Regions from separate parts of the Mus musculus genome. Here region 2 is linked to region 1. A link is a loop called in an ENCODE intact Hi-C map of the cell type or tissue named here. Cell type or tissue: heart. All regions are shown on one strand. Each heading gives the region's core, and the rest is flanking DNA. Links, peaks and the distances in the headings are about the cores only.

The links. Hi-C counts contacts between places; a loop is a spot of excess contacts. Peaks named below come from ENCODE experiments on the same cell type or tissue, not always from the same donor. Only the 100,000 strongest peaks of a DNase experiment are listed, where the experiment ranks them.
Region 2: it touches region 1 in a loop (2.2-fold over the local background); 15 of 42 quality-filtered maps call a loop at or near these places.

The regions. Positions count from the first base shown.
Region 1 is chr11:104,436,410-104,447,473 of GRCm38, reverse strand. It overlaps Kansl1 (KAT8 regulatory NSL complex subunit 1), which reads left to right and starts at 5,154. Exons shown (of 15, transcript NM_001372459.1): 1 at 5,154-5,749. In heart, for the core only: CTCF peaks have their summits at 4,907 and 5,111; DNase peaks (open chromatin) are centred at 4,553, 5,083 and 5,753; H3K4me3 peaks cover 4,726 bases; H3K27ac peaks cover 3,159 bases.
Region 2 is chr11:104,310,668-104,321,731 of GRCm38, reverse strand. Mapt (microtubule-associated protein tau) reads right to left here. Exons shown (of 12, transcript NM_001038609.2): 9 at 3,483-3,575; 10 at 300-381. Among named protein-coding and RNA genes, the nearest start is that of Mapt, 85 kb to the right of the region's middle. In heart, for the core only: CTCF peaks have their summits at 2,098, 5,837 (motif pointing left) and 9,903 (motif pointing left); DNase peaks (open chromatin) are centred at 2,561, 4,651 and 5,841; H3K4me3 peaks cover 1,013 bases; H3K27ac peaks cover 1,018 bases; H3K27me3 peaks cover 322 bases.

The DNA of each region.
Region 1 (11,064 bases), core at 1,708-9,707:
TCTCCAGGTGCCTCCAAAATCTTATTGATATAGCGGTCTTCTCTGCCAGGCAGGGTAGTATAAACTTAGGATCCTATCATTTGGGAGGCTGAGGCAGGGGGTTCATGAGCTCAAGGCTAGCCTGACATGTGAGACCCTGTCTCAAAGAAAAAATCAATACTAATCATAAATAAAGAAAAATCCCTCTGTTTTGGAAAAGATGACAGTTTTGTGTATTGTTACATAGTTGTGTTTATTGTGGCAGAAGTATTTCTGATTGTATTACAAAGTTTATTTAAATTAACACTCTGAACCAAGTCCCCCCCCCCCCATAGTGTCTCTTATCCTAGATCGATCACTCTCCCCCCCCACCCCCTTTCGTTTCTCTGTGTAGCCTTGGGTGTCCTAAAACTTTCTGTGTAGACCAAGATAACCTTGATCTCAAGAGATCTGCTGGTCTCTGCCTCCCATGTGCTGGGATTAAAGTTGCCACCCATGTGCTGGGATTAAAGGTGCATATTACCATGCCTAGCCTTTTTGTTCAGTAGCTTGAGACATTTCTTATTCTATCACTGTACTCTTGTGTATACATAGAACCCTAAAATGAAAGGCTTAAGGAAGAGTAGCTCAGTGGGTAGATACACTATTGTATAAGCACAAGGACCTAAGTTGGAACATCCAGCACCTACATAAAAATGTACTGTGTGTCTGGGGTCAAAAACAGGCAGACCTAGGAGTTTGGTGGCTCGGCAGCCTATCCAAAATGGGTGAACTTAAGGTTCAGTGAGAAATCTGTCTCAAAAAATAATGTAAAGTACTGGGCAGTGGTACCTTTAATCCCAGCACTCACTCTGGAGGCAGAGGCAGGTGGATCTCTGAATTTGAGGCCACCGTGGTCTACAGAGTGAGTTTCAGGACAGCCAGGTAGGCTGGGGCAGGTTTTATGTTTTGTTATTGTTTTAGAATTGTCAACTGACTTATGAAAATTATTTATTGATTGATTACGACACAGTTTCATGTATCCCATGCTGGCCTTCAAATCTCTGTGTAGATGATAACTCCTACCTCCACTCAAGTGTTGGGTTTACAGGTTTGGGCCTGTTGTGTCTGGTGTATGTAGTGACAGACTTGGCAGGGATCCTGTACGTGTAAGGTAATCAGTCTGCCAATGATAGAGTCACCCTTTCTGGCTCAGGATGGCCTCAAATTCAGGATTTCTACATTAGACTCCTGGATAGCTGAGATGATAGTGTGCCACTGTGGTGGCTTGGGTTAAATTTTGATGCTATTTTTTGAATTATCCCCAGTTTATTTTTTGTTTTAGAAGTATGTTTAGAGTTAGTGTTTGCAATGTTATTGTTTTGTTTTTGCTATAGCTAATTCATAAGTTGCTTTAGAATTAATTTTTTCTTAATATTAAATCATTTCTATGGTGAGAGAATATATTTATGTAATTCTAGAGCTGGAGTATGAGGAGGAAAATTACCTTAATTTGTTTTTTTTAAGGTGGAGTTTATAAAAGGAAAGCTATACCTTTTTTGGAAACAGCTTTTCATGGAGTACATACTCTAAAATAAGAGAAATTAATCTTTGTTACTATCTTAAGGTGTGAGAAACCTAACTTCACCTGTTTTAAATAATCAAATGTTTTGTTGTTTTGTTTATAGCTGGAATTGCAGAAGTCATGCAGATGTCAGAATTGTTATGATGTAACTGTCATCAGAACGAAGACTCTTGGCAGCTATCCATTCTGTCTGCTTTGATGCTGATAGCCTCCTAAAGAAATAAAATATTTTAATAGTTTAAACTATTTAGTGGCAGTGGGGGCGGTGCTTATTTTTTTTTTCCCATCTCATATTAAGATGAATGGTTTCTTCTTGGTTCTTTCAGAGTCTTCCTAGGTAGCTTCCACTCTTACCTCATGCTCAGTCCTAACTAGTCCCAAGTAAAAATATTTGCCCAGGATAGAATGGATATTGAGCACATCAATTATGACTGTTCTAATAGGTTATAAATGTGGATTTTGTTTGTTTGTTTGAAGCAAGATCTCACTGTGTGGTACTTGATGGTTTGGAACTCACTATGTAGACCAGGGTAGCCTGGTAATTTGTCGGTAATCCTCCTGCTTTTGCAACCCAAATGCTGTGATCATAGATATGTGCTACCTTGTTTGTGTTTGCTTGTGTGTTTTTTGAGGCAGGATTCTCTGTAAAGTCCTAGCTATCCTGGAAGCTCTGTAGACCAGGCTGGCTTCAAACTCAGAAATCTGGCCCCTCTGCCTGCCAAGTGCTGGGTGTGATCAACATCCTGAACCATCAAGCTCAGCTTTGTGTGCATGTTTTAATCAGCCTTATCATGCATTGTTTCTCTGGGGGAATTTTGTTTTTTTCTGTGTTTTAGCATTCCCCCAATTCTGGGCTCCATGTCTTGTCTTCCCTCTTTACTTTGTGTACCAGCAAGCATTTGGATTTTATATGACTGTAGCTGGTCTAGAAAGTCTATGTGTTGATGTATAGCTAAGGATGACCTTGAATGCCTGATCTCTCCGGATCCACCTTGGGATTGATAGAATTTGAGAAGTTGTCACCAAGCCTGTCTCTAGAGGAGGTTCTTAGGTTTTTTTTTTTTTGGTTTTCGAGACAGGGTTTCTTCATGTCTGACTTAGACCGAAGTCTTTTTTTTTTTTTTTTTTTTTAAGACCGGAAGTCTTTAAAGAAATACATTTCTTTTTCAAAACCTCCTCTGTGGGCGTGGTGGCACACACCTTTAATCGGAGGCAGAGGCAGGCGGATCTCACAGTTCAAGGCCAGCCTAGTCTACAGGGAGAGGACAGCTAGGGGTACATGAGAAACTCTGTCTTATGTATAGATTTTTGTCAGTAGTTGCTCACTTTGAATGCAGTTGTTCATAAACTTGGTACTTAGTTTTGTTGTTGTTTTGTGTTTTTGTATTTTTATTTTTTTATTATTGGACTGGTTATACTGAGATTCAGGAACTCTGGATTTTCATGCTTTCCCCACCCCCACTGAAATGCTGGAATTGAATGCATGTGTCAATATGCTTGAGTTAGGTAGTGAAGTTTCTGTTGTGGTTTTTTTGTTTGTTTGTTTGTTTTGTTTTTGTTTTTTGAGACAGGGTTTCTCTGTGTAGCTCTGGCTGTCCTGGAACTCACTCTGTAGACCAGGCTGGCCTCGAACTCAGAAATCTGCCTGAGTGTCTATACCCAGCTGTCACAGAACTCAGTATGTAGAACAGGCTGGCCTTGAACTCACAGAGTTCTCCTGCATCTCTTTTCCTAGTGCTGAAATTATAAATGGCATGCAGCACCATGACTGTGTAGATAGTCAAGATTTTAAGAGTTTGGATAGTTAATAACATTGTTATAAAGAGTTTCTTTCACTAATATTTAAGAAATTAAATTTAAGAATATTGTAGAAAGCTTTGCCTTATTTTCATTCAGCTAATTTAGATTTTGTTATCTTCAGATTAGGGCTCTAGGTCACCATCTGTTGGTCCTGTAATTATGTATAAACATCCTCTGTGGCATTACTGTTTATGTGAATATATATGCTCTCTCTCTCGCGCACACACACACACATACATACACACACATGCAAACACACAATCTTACCTGTATTATAAGTTAAAAAGCCCAAACTATTGATCTTTTTTGGATGCATATGTAAATATGTATACATCTATCAGTTTATCCCTGTGTATTGACTCTATGTTGTCTCCTGCCTTTGATATTTGAAAACCAAGATCATGTTTGAGAGTGTAATTTTAAAAATGCAGATGGAAATTCAAGAGAAATATAGATGCAGATACTGCAGAAACTTGTTGAGTTAGAGACTTTGTGGGCTAATGAAAACTGGTCTATAACAATAGTTTTTTTTTTTTGAGGAGCTGAAGTGACACATAACACCGGATACTGGTTTGGTAAACCACACAAAGTATTGAGCATTTTACATCTTCCTTTTGGTAGACTCTACTCTTCTCATCTGCTGAGCTTGGTGATTTAGTTGTTGGAACAAGTTTTATGCTATTTGATTTTGGTGAGTCCTAATAATCTTTGGACATGGTTAGCTTTAAAGGGTGGTGGATTTGTACTGTGTAATGTGTCACTTTGCGTTATATTAAGTTTTCTAAGTCCAGAAAATGTTCTCTGATATTAAACCTTATTTGGGAGGAAGGAACCGATATCGTGCTGACAAACTAGAGTCAAGAGTAATTAGGTGCCACTACTTTTAAGTCAACGCTGGTAAGAACATGACAGGTTTGCTTTTGTTGTTCATTGTTAAACTTTTAGCGGGTCTGTGAACTTTAATTTGGTAGTAGCAGGAAACAAAAAAATTACTGTGTAATGAATGCGTTTTTGCCTATTTTGGCGGATCTGACAAATCAAGAAGCCTAAAACAACACGCGGGCTTAACGAAAACTACAGTTCCCAGCGGGCCCGGCGCTGGTGGGCCATCATTTCCCCTCTAGCTCCCAGCTGCCCCTGCCCGGGCTAGCCCCGAGTCGGTCCTAGCTCGCGCCTGCGCAATGGCGTCCGCTTATTTTTTGGTTTGGCGGCTGCAGAGCGTGGCGCTAGGGCTAGCAGCCAGCCGTGTGCTGCAGTGTACAGAGCAGGGTGTAGGACAAAGGGCGGGTGGCAGGGACCGCGTCACTGGTCAGGGAGCTTCCTGCCCGTCTCAGAGCACGGTTGGCCCTGGGGTAGTGTGGCCGCAGCAGCTTCTTCATTCACTGCACACACAGTTCTTCGCTCACGTCCTCTAGCTCTGCTGTGTCAGTCCGCCCTCCCCTCAAACCGGCGCGCAGCACCGCCAGCCACAGAGCCGAGGGAATGTGACGGCATCAGCGCCTCAGGTTAGCCTCACCTCGATCGAAGCGAGGGCCCCGCGTCGCTTGCCGCAGTGCCGCGTGTCGCTGCCGCACGTATCAGGCACCAGGCACCGGTTTCCGCAAACAGAGGCGCAGAAGCAGCGGCCGCGGCTAGGAGCCATGACTGAGGCGGCGGCGGCCGCGCCTCCTGGCAGCCCGCGGGGGCGGCGAGGCGGGCGCCCCCTGGCGGCGCGCCGGGGCGGAGCGGCCCGCCGCAGCCGCAGCCGGCGGAGGCGCTGCTGTCCCTCCTCCCCGTGTCCCCGGCACTCGCCCGCTCGCTTGCTCGCTCCATTCTCCCTCCGCTTCAGATTAAAGGGGGGGAGGGAAAAGGAGCTCGGCCGCCATTTTCCCAGTGCCGCCGCCGCCACCGCCACCGCTCGCTGAGCCGGCGGGAGAACCAAGCGCCGTAGCGAAGCCGACTCGTCTCGCCGCGGCGGCTTGGGGGGCGGCCGAAGTGCGCTCCCCGGCCGGGAAGAAGCTCCCGGGGTGGCGGCCGGGGTGCGGGCGCGGGCTGCAGACGGCGGCGCTTGTTTGTGCGGGGCGGGGGGGGCAGCTTTACCCTCTGCCCCCGCCCGCCCGGGGCTGCGGTCCCCGCCGTGCCCAGGCCGGGTCGGAACGGAGGAAGGCCGGAGAAAGGGCCCGAAAGAGAAGAAAAAGCAGCCGCTCCCCGCCGCCGCCGCCTTCCCCTCCCCCTCCGCCTCGCCCCCCCGCCCGGAAAGTCAGGGCGGCTCCGGGCGCCGGGGGGGAGGAGAGCGGCGGGCCGGGCCGGAGCAGCAGCCGCGCGCCCCCGCCCGCTGGTCCTCGGCGCCCAGGCCGGGGGGCTGTTTGCAAACTGCGCCCATTTTGTGGGGCCGAATCCGCCCGGGCTACGCTCCTCCATCACGTGGTAGGTGCTGCTGCTGCTCCTTTCCTCCTCCTCCCGCTGCCCTTTCTCCTTCTCCTCGCTCTCCCTGTGGTTCCCATTTCTCCCTCTCTTTGTTAGTTGTAACTAGAAAGGCTGGGCAGGGGAAGAAAAATCCCCGGAACTTTAAATGGCCTCTCCGGGCTTCCCCGCTGCGGGTCCGGGCTGGGAGTCGCCCCAAGGGCGGGGGTGTGCGGGGGCCCTTCCCCACCAGCTGCCGCCTCGTTCGCTGGGCTTTCCTTTGGCGTTCTATTTAAAAAGGCGGCCTGGAGAACCTGGTTTATTTCCGAAAAAAAAAAAAAAAAAAAGCAAAAACAAAAAGACCAAAAACAAACTCTTGCTCTCGCCTTGAACTTCTCTTGACTGCAAAAGGTCTTTCTTTGCTCAAACACATCTTGCATGTCTGTCTCACGGTTTGTATCACAACTCTGATTGTTAACATTTTTTGTTGCTTAAATATTGAGGTCATTTGCGTTTTCGGATCTAGTCTCAGGCAGCCCTTTTTTTCAACTAAAGAGGAAGAGGCATTTATTTGCTTTTAAGTGAGTTGGAATCTTACTGCTTTTGGGGGGGCCTGTTTTCGGACTGACGGCCTTTGATTCTCAGCAAATAGTTTATAATTGTTTTCCGTATTGTAAACAATCTTACTCCCATGTTTTACCTAGAAATCCTTTTGTTTTCCAATGTTGGAATCCCAATGTGGATTTTTAGAGAAACTCGTTACTTAACTATTGCTTATTGATTGCCTTAGGGGAAAAGGGGTGACATGATGGCGCCACTTTAAATTGCTCTTTCCTCCGCCTGTTTTTTCCTCCTTTATCCTGGAGGTCACTGGAGCATTTTCCGTGACCTATTAATAAAACCGCACTTGAGGGTGTTAGCTGTACAACTCTTAGGGGTTAGAATTTGGTACCTTAAAGATTGAGAAACCCGAATCCTGCAGTCCCCAAAGTTAAGAGAAATCTCGCTAGTCCTCCAACCTAGCTTTCCTCCCCTCCATTCACAATCCTGGTGTTGCCATATCCTTCGTCACGTGGCTAGCAATCATTGTGGGGTTTTGTTTGTTTGTTTGGGGGGGTGTATGTTAATATTTTAAGCTGTAGCCAAGTAAGTGTCCCTCTGCCCATTAGAGAGATCACAATGCTCTAGGGTTTTTTTTTTTTAATACATTCGGAGAACATTTTAAAATAAACGATAAAATTACATAATCCTTGCCTTGCATAATCATGATATAGTTACAGAACTTCTTCTCAAAAGTACTTTCAATCAAGTAGGAAAATCGTTATATTAAAATGATTTCTGTTTCTTAGACTGGTCTGCAGTTTATATTTCCCACCCCACCTCCCTTTTTTGTTTTTGTTTTTAAGGTCATTTGAAGTACCAGTATTTACAAAAGCATAAAGTGGGCGTGTTTCCCTTTCCTCTCTTCTATGGGCTGTACTTGGTTTCTTGTCTTATTCTCCTACCAATTTAGAAATTTTCAATTAACTGCAGCTGTTGTCAGTTGAGACTTTTTTTTTTTTTTCTTCTGACAGTGGATACTTTTGATGTGTTTCTTTGTTGCATTTTTGATAGAGAAGTTTTTAATTCTAGTTTTCCAATCTTCTTACTTGGTTGTTATAACTTCTTGTAAATATTAACTATAAAATGCTAAAGTACATTTTTTTCTTTTTCTAGGTAAGTTACTAGCTTCAAAAAGTAAATATAAAATGTAATTCTTGAGTATGATTGATCTGTTTTCTCCTGATGTATGTTATCAATGGCTTGGGCCATTTTCTTTGCTAACAGTTACATCATGTCATGTGATAGGTGCAGTGTGATGTGTTGCTCTAAAAATATTGCGAGGTAAAAATGCTCATCCTTTGGAAATTTAAACAATGTATTGTAACTATTTGGTAACGACCCTTAGTCATGGAATCCTGAATTAGATTTCCACTAGGTTTAGCCAACCAAGTGTACAGTTCTTTTGACCTTTAGAATATTTGATTTGATTTGTTAGTGACCTCAGAACTTGAGGTGGTTTGACATTATTTTTGAAGTGTGATCTACTTGGAACCATTAACAATCACATAGATTCTTAAAATCTTTATTCTGATGAAGGTAGTTATTTAATTAAGTGTATGTGATGATTTGTTTCTGTACACAAAAGTCATCAGTTCTATGCAGATTTTGAGATAAATTGGAGGTTTGGTTTTCCTACCTATAGGAATCTGCAAGTATTGGGTTGCTGCATCTTTCATGAAAACCCAATTCAGACCAGTAGTGTCTTGACTTTCATGTTCATGTAATATTAAATCTGCAGAGCACTCTTTGATTTTTAGATAATTTACTGTCCTGTTAAGGAAAATTCTGGAAGCTAGAAAACAGTTTAATTTATTTGAACTTTAAGGTGAGAAGAAAGAATATTGTATTTTTTTTTCTCCTTCAGATACCACCAATGTCTTTTTTTCTCTAGTAATGCTACACTGTAATCAGTGTTTCTGTATAGTATAGCCCCTGGATTTTGACCAAATCTAGTTTGGCCACAGATTTTAATTACTTTTACAGTGAACAAATTTGGGGTTTGCTGTGTTTGATATGAGCTATTTTATGTGATCTGTAAACAAGGCTTTTGTAGGTGGTGATGCCTATTTTCAAAGGCATTTTAGTATTGAGTTGTTGTAGCTGTGAGTGAAATTGTTCCCTTAGTTTAGAAAAATAATTTTTCAAAATGCTCTTTAAAACATTATATTGTACAGAGAAAGCTTTGGGTTTAAATGGTGTGTTTTCCTATTCATTTTCTTTGGGTGGGGGTGGAAGGTTCCTAGGCCTCATCTTTCCCACCACCTTGTTTTGGTGAGGCAATTAAGACAGAAATGAAAGTGTCTTTCTGGAAATTTTTTTGTGTATTGTATATATACAGAGAGAGAGTGTGTGTGTATTGTATTGTATTGCCTCTAGTTCTAAGACCTGTCTATTTCTTGATCTAGATGGAAAGAAATAGTGTAGATTAAGTATAACTAGCAGTTATCTCTGGTTATTTCTATGACCCACAATTCTCTTCTCAATCTATATATAACACTCAAAAGATAGTACTTCCTATCTCTTCTGGCAGACTTGAAATGTTGATGCCCTCTACTTACAGTACTTTCCTAATTTCTATTGTCTTTTGTTGTTCACCTCAGTTTTTGAGCTTGCATTTTGAGAAATGGAAGTACCAAGAAGAGTCCTAATTTTGTCTGAATTTCTACACTCTGGTAGTAATGTTTTTGCACAACTTTAGTGTCTGTAAACTACTATAGAGTTTATTAGGTTTGAAACTATAACTATGTCTGTTCAAGTTGAAAAATAATTCTTCCTGTAGATTCTTTTTAAAAACTGGAAAAAAAAAGGTTTTGTTTTGTTTTTTTAAGATAAAGGGAAATGGTCCAAATCTTGTTTGCACTAGGATAGCAGGCCAGGTGTTGGGGCATTTTATTTGAGACATCTGCACTGTACTCTGTAAAGAGAGCAAGAAAAGGACACTAATGTAAAATATCCTTCCTGAGACCAGAACAGCCTAACTCATGAAGGAAGGAGCTTATTTAAAATGAAGAAAAGAGGACAAAGACAGGTCGTTTACAACTAAATAGTGGAGAAAGTGCTCTGGCGTTATGTTTATGTTTAGTCACAGGTCTGGCCCTTTGTGTGTAGGCTATTGGAAAGCCTTAGCTAGATAATAGTAGTGGCTTACCAAAAAGCTTGGAGTCAAAAGTACAGTAGATTATTTTATTTAATTTATTTGTTTACTTTGGTTAAGCTTTTTCTAATTTTTGGTAGGGTAAAGGTGAAGCCAAAATGTAAAGTGGAAACCAAGTTCCCCAAATTAGAGAGCATAGCTCGCAGGTGAATGAAAAACAAACTTGGAAGCCAATTGGAATGGCACATACCTTTAATCCCAGTATGGGCAGTGGATCTCTGAGTTTGAGGCCTACATGGTCTATGTAGTAAGTTCCAGGACAGCCAGAGCTACAAAGTGAGACCTGTCTTTTTTAAAAAAAAAAAAAAAACTTGAATGAATAGTCTGCTTGAAAAATTTAATGATTGTATATGAAGATTTTAATGACTAGTATAAATTTTTATGAACCAAGTGAGTTTGTTTTTTCATGATTGAAGGGGACATTTTAAGTGTTTTTTTTCTTCAGATTTTCAAAAATATGTATTTATTAGTTATTTGTATGTGTGTCTACATGTGAGTGTGTAAGAGAGTGTAGATGCCCAAGGAGGCCAGAGGCATCAGGTCTCCTGCAGCAGGAATTATGGGTGGTGTGAGCTGCCTGATATGGGTGCTGGGAACTGTAAGTGGTCTTAATGGCTGAGCTGTCTCTTCCCTCTTTAAACTTTAATCCTCTGTTGGCTAACTCTGTTTTGGCAAATGCTAATTGTTTAATAAAAGTTGCATCTTGTTAGTGGTGCTAAGCTGTAATACCAACCCTTAGTTCTTCAAAACATCGTCTATTAGGCAGGCCTGCAACTCACTACCAGTAACTTAAGAACCTTGCGTCAGCCTTCTGGGTGGTGGGGTTATATCGTGTATGCCAACATTCCCTACATAAAATTTTTTTCTACAAATCTTTTTAAGATTTCAAACTAACTTCATAGAAATTTAGGATTTGAATGATTTCTACCACAGAATTATTTATACAATTACTGGCTCTGAATTTGTTTTCTAGGGTCTTGTATTTAAATTTCTTCTCTAAATGATGGAGTCAGAATGCAAAGTTGAGCTAAATTCAGTGTAATATTTTGTTACTGTACATTGTTACTTGAACCAGAAATTTGAACAGACATTTTAGTTAAAAATTTAAATATAGTAGATTTTGTTCTTGTTTGGAAAAAGGGCCATGAACTTGATGAGGTTCCTCACCTTTTAGTTTCTTCTAAAAAAAAAAAAAAAAAAACCCAACAAAACAGCAGTTTAAGGTCAGACCTGGTTAAATTCAGTTGGAGGGGAAATGTTGAGGAATAACATGGTTGAGTAACAATTTTGTTAACGGATACCCACATTCTCTCATTACTTTTGTTTGGCTTTTATGGACTACTTGTTAGTACTAGAGGGTCTGAGGGATTGGGACTGATTGGTTTCTGAGTTTTTAGCATTTACTAGTGCAGAGATTTTTTAGAAGTGGGGGAGGGGGGAGGAAGGGGAGAGTCTAGATTAGTAGAATGCTTGCTTAGCACTTGTCAGGTCCTGGGTAGGATCTCTAGACACACGCACATGCACCCAAACTCACAAAGATACATTTTAAGTCTTGAGAGTTTGACTCTGCTGTTTATATGTG
Region 2 (11,064 bases), core at 1,990-9,989, 130 kb after region 1:
TCCCCCATGTTGGCTGTGACAAAGCTGAGATGTTCACAGAGCCGGCCTTTGGGGGTGGGAGGGACCCAATCAAACCCATGGCTGGTCCTTTTATACAGACTTTTCTGGAGAGCCACAGGATGGGATATAAAACCATTTCCTCCACCCCTTGTCTAGGCTCACAACAGAGACAGACCCAGGTCCAAGGCCACACAGTACTTTCACATTTAACATTCACTGCCCAGGTTGGCCTATTCTAGGAAGCACCCCCCACTCCAGCCAGCACTCCTGTCCCAAAGCCTGTCTTCCTCAAGTGCTACCTGGCTTGTGATGGATGTTCCCTAACGAGCCACACTTGGAGGTCACTTTGCTCAGGTCCACCGGCTTGTAGACTATTTGCACCTGCAGGTCAAAGAGGATGGGCGAGAGAGAGAATAAAGGGGGTTATGTTACTAGGGGTGTAACACAGCACAAAGGCTGATGGACCATTTGTCAGTGGCTCCCATCAGCTGCTGCATACACCCCCACTCAGGATGGAAAATAGGCTCCCCAAATCCAGCCACCCCCCACCCCCCAGGGAGCTGGGTCCTCACCAGGAAGCTTAGGGACCTAAACATCCCAGAAACACAAGACACTCTCATGGAAAAGCAGGTGCCTGGTCCTTGTACGTGACCATCTCTGTAGCAGACACTTAAATATAAAAGCATACATCGTTTTATTGATGAAAGGCCAATGACACCCAGTGGAGGAAGAAGCCTTCACAGCCCTGCATCTTCTCCTCAGAAAAAGACTCAGGAGAAGCTGGTGAGGGTGAGTCTGCTTCACCCAGGAAGCTCCCATGGTCCTGGATTACCAGTCGGCAAACAGGACCCAGACCAGCTCTATGACCCAGAAGGAGAGCCAGTTGGTGTCTGGACACATAGTCTCCTGAACACTTCAGCCTCTACTGAGAAGAGCGAAGCAACACCAACAGAAGGCAGGCGCACGGCAGAAACCACAGCTGCAGTAAGTGTCTCAGCAAGCATGAGTGAGCAGACAGGACACACTGGGGAAGGGGGGTGGGGGGGACCCGCCAGCCCAAGGGCCCTTCATGTGGCCCAGCAGTAATGTGTGCTCTGGAAAATGACAGTTGCTTTCCTGACAGGACACTCTGAAGGAGACCACCCAGGCAGATGGGGCTCCTGGAAGCCTGTCTCTCTGATCTGTGGTTTTACAGCTTAGCTGGTCACTAGCTGCCACTTGCAGAGTCCCATGGGTCTCCCATACAGACCATGGTCATTCCAGGGGTGAGGAGGCTCATCTGTCCTGGGAGAGGGGTGCCACATGTTCAAGAATCAATAAAGCAAAGTGGTTTCTACGGAGGTCTCAATGGATAAATCCCTCGTTTTCACGGCTGATGGTGTTTTGTGTTATGGGGTGTGTGTGTGTGTGTGTGTGTGTTCTGCTAACAGACCTGATGGAAGAGGAGGGCCATGGCCTCATAAGTCATAAGGGTGTCAGCCTGCCCCTGCAGAGGAGGGTGGGTAAGGAGCAGATAAACCCAAGGACCTCCTGCAAACAGACCCAGAGGCCAGTAGGAGTTCTGGGGCAGGTGATGATGGGAGAGCCCAGGTAGAGTCATTAGAGAGTCAGTACCAGGGGGTATGTTGGGGGACAGGAGATGTTGGAAGCTTGGGATAGCCAGAGAAGAAAGGAATGGGGGAGCAGCTGACTAGGGTACTAGATCCCACAGAGCAGCCCGAGAGAGGAGGCCACAGCCCAGCCAGGAGGTGGAGATGGAGAAGCAGCTTCCCTGCTGCAGTTCCCACCACCCTAGAGAGAGCCAGGAGCAAGTTAGATGGGAAGCCTGGAATCCTACAACCCAAATGCCACCAGTCCCCCTCCCTAAGAAAGCTTTCTCCACAGGTCCATTCTGTAGTCAACAGTGGCCACAGGCCACAGGCCAGGCTATCTTGTGATTCTATATAAGGTCACAGGTTAGCTCAAAGGCTGGCAAACTGCAGTACACCTTAGTTATAAAGTTCCCTGATACCCTAGGCACTGCAGCCTCATCAGACAACCAGCATGTGATCCGAGCTGCCCTGAGAGCTGCCTTTTCCCAACTTCCCCTACAGGAGCATCTGCCCTCTGCAGCCCTTGGGAGCTGGAGCGCTCAGACCCAGCAACAGACCAGACGTGAGCAAAACCAGACACTTCTGGCTTCCCTCCCTAACCACAGCAGCCTGGGCTGGGAAGCTAACGTATCATAAACAACATTACAGAGCCCAGGGACAAGGACGGCGATCTTAAAGATCACCCTTTCCCGCAACCCATATCTTTCTATACGTTGAGAAGGCAACCGGCAGGCAGGGCAGTAACCGCAGTGTAGCCAACAGCCCCGCCTTTCCTTAGGAAGCAAAACAAGTAAGGGAGGTGGCAGGATCGGCCAGCGGGGAGTGGAGGACAGAGGAAAAGGCAGACACGGTGAGTAAGCGTGAGAAGGCAGTAGCCACAGGGCCAGCACTTGCTGCTCTGGGGCCATCGGTCCAAGAGGCAGAAGGCAGGGCAGGTGTCGGGGCCGGAGGCAGGAGCACATTGCAAGAATAAACCCTGTGGGCTCGGCACTTTCAGGAAAGAGAGCCCACCCCTGCATTCCAGCACGCACGCTCGAGAGGTGGAGCCTGCAGCTCAATCAGAGAGCCCAGGTCCGTTCTGGGACTGACCCAGAACAGGGGAGGGGGAGCTGGCAGGGAGAAGCCTGGGGCCACTTTACAAATCCTGCCCTGTTGGGCACCGGCCAGCCAAGAGAACAAAGGGAATCCCTAAGCCCATTGAGGGAACCTAAGAACATCTCTTTGCAGGGACTCGCTGAGGATGTGCGGGGGGGGGGGGGGGGGGGTCCCCAGTGGTGTTTAAAGGAGGAGACATTTAAAACCCCTTCTCTGGCAAACAATGCAGGCAACTGACACCTGTCACCTCGGTGTTAGGCTCTGTGCAACCAGAGTCCCTGTCCTGGGGGGAGGGGAGTGCTAAATTGAACTGGGAATCTTTTCCTCTCTTCAAAGATGAAGGAGACCCAGATGAAAAATGGAGAAGTGGCTAGGGGCCTTTTGGACCTTGACATGAAACAGGAAGTCCTAGTGTCTAGTGGGATCATATGGACTCCCCACTCCCCAACCAACAGAGACTGCCCCAGAGATGAGGGAAGAGGTGTCAGCCCACATCATGGATGCACTGTCTTCAACCCCATTTCCAATATCTACGGGGCTTCTAGGAACACATACATGGTACCATGGGGACCCAGCTACTCAGAGAAGGGCCAGCTGGAACGGGTTGCTCTCCCTACTTTGCTGGGCCATCCATGGAACAGGGAGGGGAGTCTGGGGACAGCAGACACTGTGGGGACACAGGAGGTCCTGAGCCCTAGATGATTTATTCTATGCAATGTCTCACAAGGACACACTCATGACACTTGTTACAGCAAAGGCTGCAGCACACCTCATGGAGACTGCGACAGTACTCACACTGCCTCCACCCGGGACGTGTTTGATATTATCCTTCGAGCCACACTTGGACTGGACGTTGCTAAGATCCAGCTTCTTATTAATTATCTGCACCTTTGATAGCCAAAAAAAAGAGTGAGAGACAACCACACCGGAGCATCGCCCCCTGACCTGTTGGGCTGTGGGGGGAGAGCCAGGTCTGAGCCCTGACTCCTCAGGGGGCTCAGAAGCTGCCTGGGATGGCACCCTGGAAGTCACAAAAGGAATCTGGAAGAGAACATGGCTGGGAACAGGAGGACAGAGCTGGGAGGTCACTAGGTTGGGTGGAGTGACAACTGTAAACAAGGAGTCCCCTGGGTCAAGTGATGAGAAGAAAGATCAACAACAATCCAAACAGACACACCAGTGCAAGGCACCTTATCACAAAGAGCGTCCAAGGCTGGGGAGTGGCAAGGCTAAAGGCTTCAAACCAGATTGTCTTGAGCTGAGCTGGTGGGATGGCTCAGGGAGGGTAAAGAACTTGTCATAAAACCCCACTTCTGCCTTCTGAACACAGTGGCGTGCACATACAATACTTAGTTACTTTAGACTATCCTCTGTTAATTTTAACTTTTTTTTTTAATGCTATTTTGAGGCGGGGTCTCTCTATGTAGCCCTAGCTATGCTGAAATTCAGTAGTAGACCAGGCTAGCCTTGAATTTACAGAAATCCTGTCTTGAAAACCCAAAATAATAACAACAATAATAACAACAACAATAATAACAATAAAATAAGAGGAAGAGGGCACTATTATATTCAGCACCGAGCTTCCCGGAAGCCAATGAGGAAAAAGGAAATGTGACTGATTACATAACTCATGATTTGACAAAGAAAATGGTTTTTGGAGGAAGATGACTGCTAGACACAAATTAATCAGAGGACATTAAGCAATCGCACACGGTCTGAAACATACATAGAGACCCCGCCCTGTGTGTGTGTGTTTCTTATTCTAACCCCACAGGAAAGGAAACAAGCTTTTGTGGTGTTTGGCACTAGATAGATATTTACAAAGCAGACTTGAATTACTGCTAGTGGTCATGTTAAGCCAAAGCGCTCGGGAACACTGAGGTTCAGAGGGGGAGAGGGTGGTGGCTGGCGTTGTGAAACTGGAGCCTGCAATGCCGTTCCCAGCAAAAGCAGCTGGCCCGGTCCACGGCGCTGGGCTTTGGCTCTGACCGGACACTGGAAACATCCTGGAGCGAATGGAGGATGTTTTCAGCTGAGGGCCTTCGATTCAGGAGGAAGTGTTTGTGGGCAGGGAGTGGTCCTGAGAAGCTGGCTGGACCCACTTTAGTTTACACTTCCCAGAGCCATGTCAAACACTAGGTGGACTTTGTTCTACCTCTGTTTGGGCTCAGAACTCTCAGGGAATCCCTTGCTGGCACCAAGCCTCTAGCCCAAGGAGCTCCCAGACTGCTGGTACTAACTGGGCTAGGCCGGGCATCACCTCATTTGGAACATGAACCTGACGTGGCCAGCTGGGGTTCCAGAAAGCCTTTCCTTAGAGTCCAAGAAAGCCTGCCTGTATCCAGTCTAGCCGACCTGCAAAAGGCAATAAGGTGCCGGAGGTCAGGTGCCATTACAGCTACCCTTTCAACAGTGGCAGTAGCTGGGGACGGAGCTCAGATAGTAGAGGACTTTCCCAGGACGCAAAAGGTCCTGGATTTAAGCCCTCACAGTGTATAAAACTGGGTGTGGTGATGCAAACCTGTAGTTTTAGTGCTTGGTGAGAGGACGCAGGAATATCAGAAACTTCAAGGCCATTGTCAACCACGTGAGTTTGAGACCAGTTTGGAATAAATGAACTCCTGTCTTTTAAAAAACAAAACAAGCCGGGCGTGGTGGTGGCGCACGCCTTTAATCCCAGGACTTGGAGGCAGAGGCAGGTGGATTTCTGAGTTTGAGGCCAGCCTGGTCTACAAAGTGAGTTTCAGGACAGCCAGGGCTATACAGAGAAACCCTGTCTTGAAAAAAAAAAACAAAAAAACAAAACAAAAACAAAAAACCAAAACAATACAAACAAACAAAAGGCTTTTTTTTCCTGTGTCAGTGAATATGTTGCATTTAAAATACATGCAACTCCCCCCCCCCGCCCACATACAAATGTTAACATATTTTAAAAACTATTTCAATCTCTGTATAATCAGTGGTGAAGCAGAAGGACAGGCAGACAGAAACAAAAAGAAATGGGCAGAGATGAGAGAAAAAAGACCACCAGTTAGCGGAAAAGACGACTCAGAAAATCGCAATACACTTGCAGAGAAGAAAGCAACAACTGTGAGTGGGCCAAGAACACAGGCTGCTGTCTACAGCGCTCCTCTGCCATCTTGTGGTCACCTGTGGTACTACAACCCCGGCACTCCCAAGGGCTCTTCCAGGTTCTACAAGCTTTGACTGGGGGACTCACAGGTTATGTCCTGCGTGGACCTGGAAAACTTCAGAGGAGCTCTTCATCTGCTTAGTCAACCAGGGGGACAGTAGCTGAAAACTGGTTAGGAAAGAAGTGAAATTCCTTTCTTTCTTTCTTTCTTTCTTTTTTTTTTTTTTTTGGTTTTTTGAGACAGGGTTTCTCTGTATAGCCCTGGCTGTTCTGGAACTCACTCTGTAGACCAGGCTGGCCTCGAACTCAGAAATCCGCCTGCCTCTGCCTCCTGAGTGATGGGATCAAAGGCGTGTGCCACCACACCCGGCAACATTTCTTTCTTTTTTATTTTTATTCTTTTATGAGACAGGGTCTCACTACTTAGCCCTGGCTGCTCTGGAATTTGCTTTGTAGACCAGCCTGGACTTGAACTCAGAAATCTGCCTGCCTCTGCCTCCTGAGTTCTGGCATTAAAGGTCTGCACCACCTTCAATGCCTGACTCTCCTACCTCTACCTCCTGAGTGCTGGGATTACTGGTGGAAGCCACCTTTATCTATCTATCTATCTATCTATCTATCTATCTATCTATCTATCTATCTATCTATCTATCCATCCATCTATCTATCTAAACAGAATCTCAAGTATCCCGGGCTACAGCTTTGGTGACAGTGTCAGGATGGGTCTCGGGCCCCCGAGCCACACCCCTGGCTTGTCTTTCCATCTCTTACTTTACTATCATCTCCTGTTATTTAATGCTTTCTTTCGGTTACAGGTGAATTTCTATAATTTAATGTTTTTTTAATTTGAGGGTGGCCTAGGCTGGTCTTGAACTAACAATTCTGCCTTCAGCTTCCTACATGCTACAGTCCTAGATGACTAGTACGCCTGGTTTCCTCCATTCCAAGAACACACTTCTCCATGAGAAGCCCTGACACACAAGGATCTAAGGTTCCAGGGCCTCTAGTCTCTAGAACAGAGGTTCTCAACCTGTGACTTGAAACCCTTTTGGGGGGAGGGGTCAAATGACCTTTTTCTTTTTTTTCCATAGGGGTCACCTAAGATTTTTGTCAAATGGATATTTACATTACGATTTTTTTTTTTTTTTTTTTTTTTTTTGGTTTTTCGAGACAGGGTCTGCCTCCCGAGTACTGGGATTAAAGGCGTGCGCCACCACTCCCGGCTTTACATTATGATTCTTAACAGTAGCAAAGTTACAGTTTTGTAGTAGCATTGCAAGCAATTTTATGATATGTGGTAGGGGTCACTACAGCATGAGGAAGTGTACTAAAGGGTGCAGCGTTAGGAAGGTTGAGAATTGAGACCCATTGCTCCAGAGGCAGAACGTGAGATCGCACAACAGATCACTGGACAGTAGAGTCTTCTTTTCCTTTCCTATTTTTAAAATTTTTGTTTTTGTTTTTCTTTTTTTTTTTTTAAGAGAATATCTTGATACAAGCCTCCCTGCCTGGCCTGGAATTTGCTACCCATAGAACTTGCTACTCTTGAACTCACAGCAAGTCCTCCTGGGATTACAGGCATGCTCTATCATGCCCTGCTCCAGTGAGTAATTTTTAAAAAACACGGTTTAAACCCTGGTCTCACTGTGAACTCCCCACTCTCTCCTCTCAGATGCTGCACAGGGAGGGGCCGACTCTGGATGGACATGGAAGGCCTAGGGCCGGCCCAGCTGTGTCTGAGCTGAGAAGGTACCTGCGGAACCTGTATATGGGGTCATGGCAGAGACCAAAGGAAGACCCAGGTGCTCAGGACCCCACGGTTTGGGGAGGACCAAAAGCCAGCATGATAAGAAAGCACTGAGCATGAGCCTCAGCCTGGACTGTACCATGGAAACACTCCGGTCCATTCCTGGGGTCACGGTGAGGCTGGGGTAGGCTCTGTCCCTGGGGGTCACGGTGAGGCTGGAGTAGGCTCTGTCCCTGGGGGTCACGGTGAGGCTGGGGTAGGCTCTGTCCCTGGGGGTCACAGTGAGGCTGGGGTAGAGAGCATTAGACATTTAAAAGAACTTCCAAGTAGCTGTTGTCTCCTGGTTCCACACTCCTTCCTGTATTCTCTGGTAAGGCTGTCTGACCGGCTGCATTTCCCTTTAACACAGCCTCACTGTGAAATCTTAGGGTGAAACACGTTCACCGAAGCAACCATGGAAGCCGAGGGGAAAGTCTAAGGCAGAAGAGTAGATGCCTCTCGCATATCTCCTAATCAAGATCTTCCTTCATGTGGAGTCCAGGCTAAACAGACTCCTTGGTCCAACCTGAGGTTGCTAGGATAACATGTGTCACTCTTGCTTAGCTTGATGGAAAATCTAAATGAACCTCAGGACACTCAATGTCTGCAGAGTCCCCTGCAGTCCATTTCTTCAAGGTAAACACCACTCCAGAGGGGTCTGTAGTCTTCAGTACCTTTTTTAAAAAAATTAAATTACATTAATTCATTTGTGCGGATGTGGGTGTATGCTTGTGACACGGTGTGAAGGTCATCAGAGGAGAAACCCTGTTGGAGTCAGTTCTCGCCCTCCACCTTGTAGGTTCTGAGGACCAAACTCAGGTGTTCAGGTTTGGTGGCCAGTGCCTTTAACTGTTGAGCCGTCTCAGGCGCTCTCTCTCTCTCTCTCTCTTTCTCTCTCTCTGTGTGGTTGTGTATGGATGCCTGAGAAGGTCAGGAGAAAGGGTAAGGTGACATGGAGCTGAACAAGCAGGTGTGAGCAGCTTGCAGTGGGTGCTGGGGACAGAACTCTTGCTAAGAGCAAGGGCCCTTGACTTCTCAGTCATCTCTCCAGCCCTGCTTTATTCACTTATTGTGGGGAGGTGAGCGCCTGGAGGTCAGAGGACGGCTCGCGACAACAACGTGGGCCCTGGGAATTGAACTCCGTCGCCAGACTTGGCAGCAAGCACCTTTAGCTCACTGAGCCATCTCACCAGACCCAAGCCCTTTTTAAAAATCTCAGGATGAGGGCTGGTGAGATGGCTCAGTGGGTAAGAGCACCCGACTGCTCTTCCGAAGGTCTGAAGTTCAAATCCCAGCAACCACATGGTGGCTCACAACCATCTGTAACAAGATCTGACGCCCTCTTCTGGAGTGTCTGAAGACAGCTACAGTGTACTTACATATAATAAATAAATAAATCTTAAAAAAAAAAAATCTCAGGATGATGATGACAATGGTGATGACCTGGCTATCCTTGAAATTTGCCTGTGGTGGAGATCGACCTTGAACTTCTTCCACCTCTGCAGTTCTGGGACTACAGGTGTGCTCTACCAGGAAGACCAGGAAGTGTTTATCTGGTGCTGGGGACTGAACCCAAGGCTCCAAGCATGCTAGGCACACACTATTCCTGGAGCCACATCTCTGGCCCTATTCTTCAGACTCTCAGAATTTTGCCTTTCATGGCCAATCATTCTTTTGAGGTAGGGTCTCATTAAACAGACATTTCAGGGATCCAAGATGTCAGCTCAGCTCTCAGAAGCTCCCATCAATGGGTGTTACAGGTCTGGTCCATCAGCCTGGAATAAAAGGCTTATCATAGCTTCTGGAGGCGGCAACGCTGCTCTTTGCTTGAAGGGCTGAGGGCTTGTTAAGACAACTCTCCTGCCCTCTGTTCCATGGTCCTGTCACATCCCATGCTGTCACCCCTGAAGTCCCAAGGCAAGTCACTTTGTCTCCTCTGTAGACAATGGCAAGTCGTCATAGCCCAGCACAGCTCCTGAGATGAGGCTAGCCAAGCCCTTTTTTTCTATGGAACATTGCAGAATGTTGCACTCCCTGTTCGGGCCAGTTCCTGGTACTAATTTGAAAGAACTGCCCAGCCTGGTAAGCCACCCCGCCATGGGCAGGGGCTGACAGGGCAGCCGCCCACGCTGTAGGGTCTTGCAGTTCTGGTGAGTCCTTGATAAGATCCAGAAGCCCAGTTCCATGAAGGCTCAGCACCCTTGGGGCATCATGGGATGCAAATCAAGGAGTCCTAGGGGGAAGTTCCCAGGGGAGAGCTGAGGGAAGGGCGTTCTAGGCAGATGGCGCCCCCTGCAGGTCAGAAAAAGCAAGGCAAGAACCAGAGGTTCCCAAGGAGTGGGCAGCAGAGGTGACATTGAGAAGCCCAAATTGGGGTCGGCAGAGTCATGGAGGTCTCTGGATACAGTGCTTGGGGAGCCACTGTCCAGGACCAGAATGAATGGGAACGGGTGATGCTCTAAGAAGGAAGGGACAGAAGGGACAGGAGCCTGACAGTGGCTGAGAGTCTAGGGTGGCATCTGAGATGGTGGAAAGAGAGGAGGTGGCTGTGTCTGCCTCAGGGTCTCTGACTTGCAGGTACTGTGTGCTGATGGCTACCAAGTCCCTGTGAGCTATACACTTTAACCTAGACGCTGCACAAACCCCACTGTGCAGAGCCAATAGGAAGGCCTAGGGCTCCCCCAACAAAGCACAGTGTTCAGGGAAGGTGCCCACCAGAGCTCTAGTCAATTTCCCTCTAGTGACAAGCCCCAACCTAATTCGACAGTAGGAAGAGTGTCCACTGCTCAGATGGAGGGTAAACATTGGCCCACACTCTGAGGAGCTCCGTTTGCCTGCAGAGGTGTGTTGTCCGAGAAGCACCCAGCCCAAAGACAAAGATGGTAGACTGAGGAATGGTTCACAGCCCCACGCCCCACATATGCCTCCCCTCAGTCCAGCACTGGGTGGGGAAGTGGCATTCTGTGTGTATTCTCATTTACATGTTGATACTTCAACTTCACAACAGGACTGTCTAGAGATAAGGCCTTTATGGTTGTGTTGAAATGAAGTCAGTAGGGTGACCCCAATCCCACGGGCTTGTGCCTTCTAAGATGAGACTGGGACATCCAGGGGTGCACAGAGGAGGACTCGGGAGAAACTCAGGGGTGGGGAGTTAAGCCTGCTGACACCCACATAATCTCTTCTCTGTTGCAGATTCCAGAACCCTGAGTATATGTAGCCTGAGCAACTCTCAGGAGAAAGCGAGGAAGGAGGAGCCTCGACGAGCCTGGGGACAAGAGGTCTACAAATTTCATGACTGCCGTAGAACCAGCTGCTCATATTAAAACCATGAATTTCCCCAGAACCAAGGGTGAAAGCCAAGCCCAACAAGGGCGGTACTTAGCAAAATCCATAGGTCACCATAGGTGGGTCCCTGTAGACAAGTGGCTGTCACCTGCCCAATTAGCAAGGCTAAA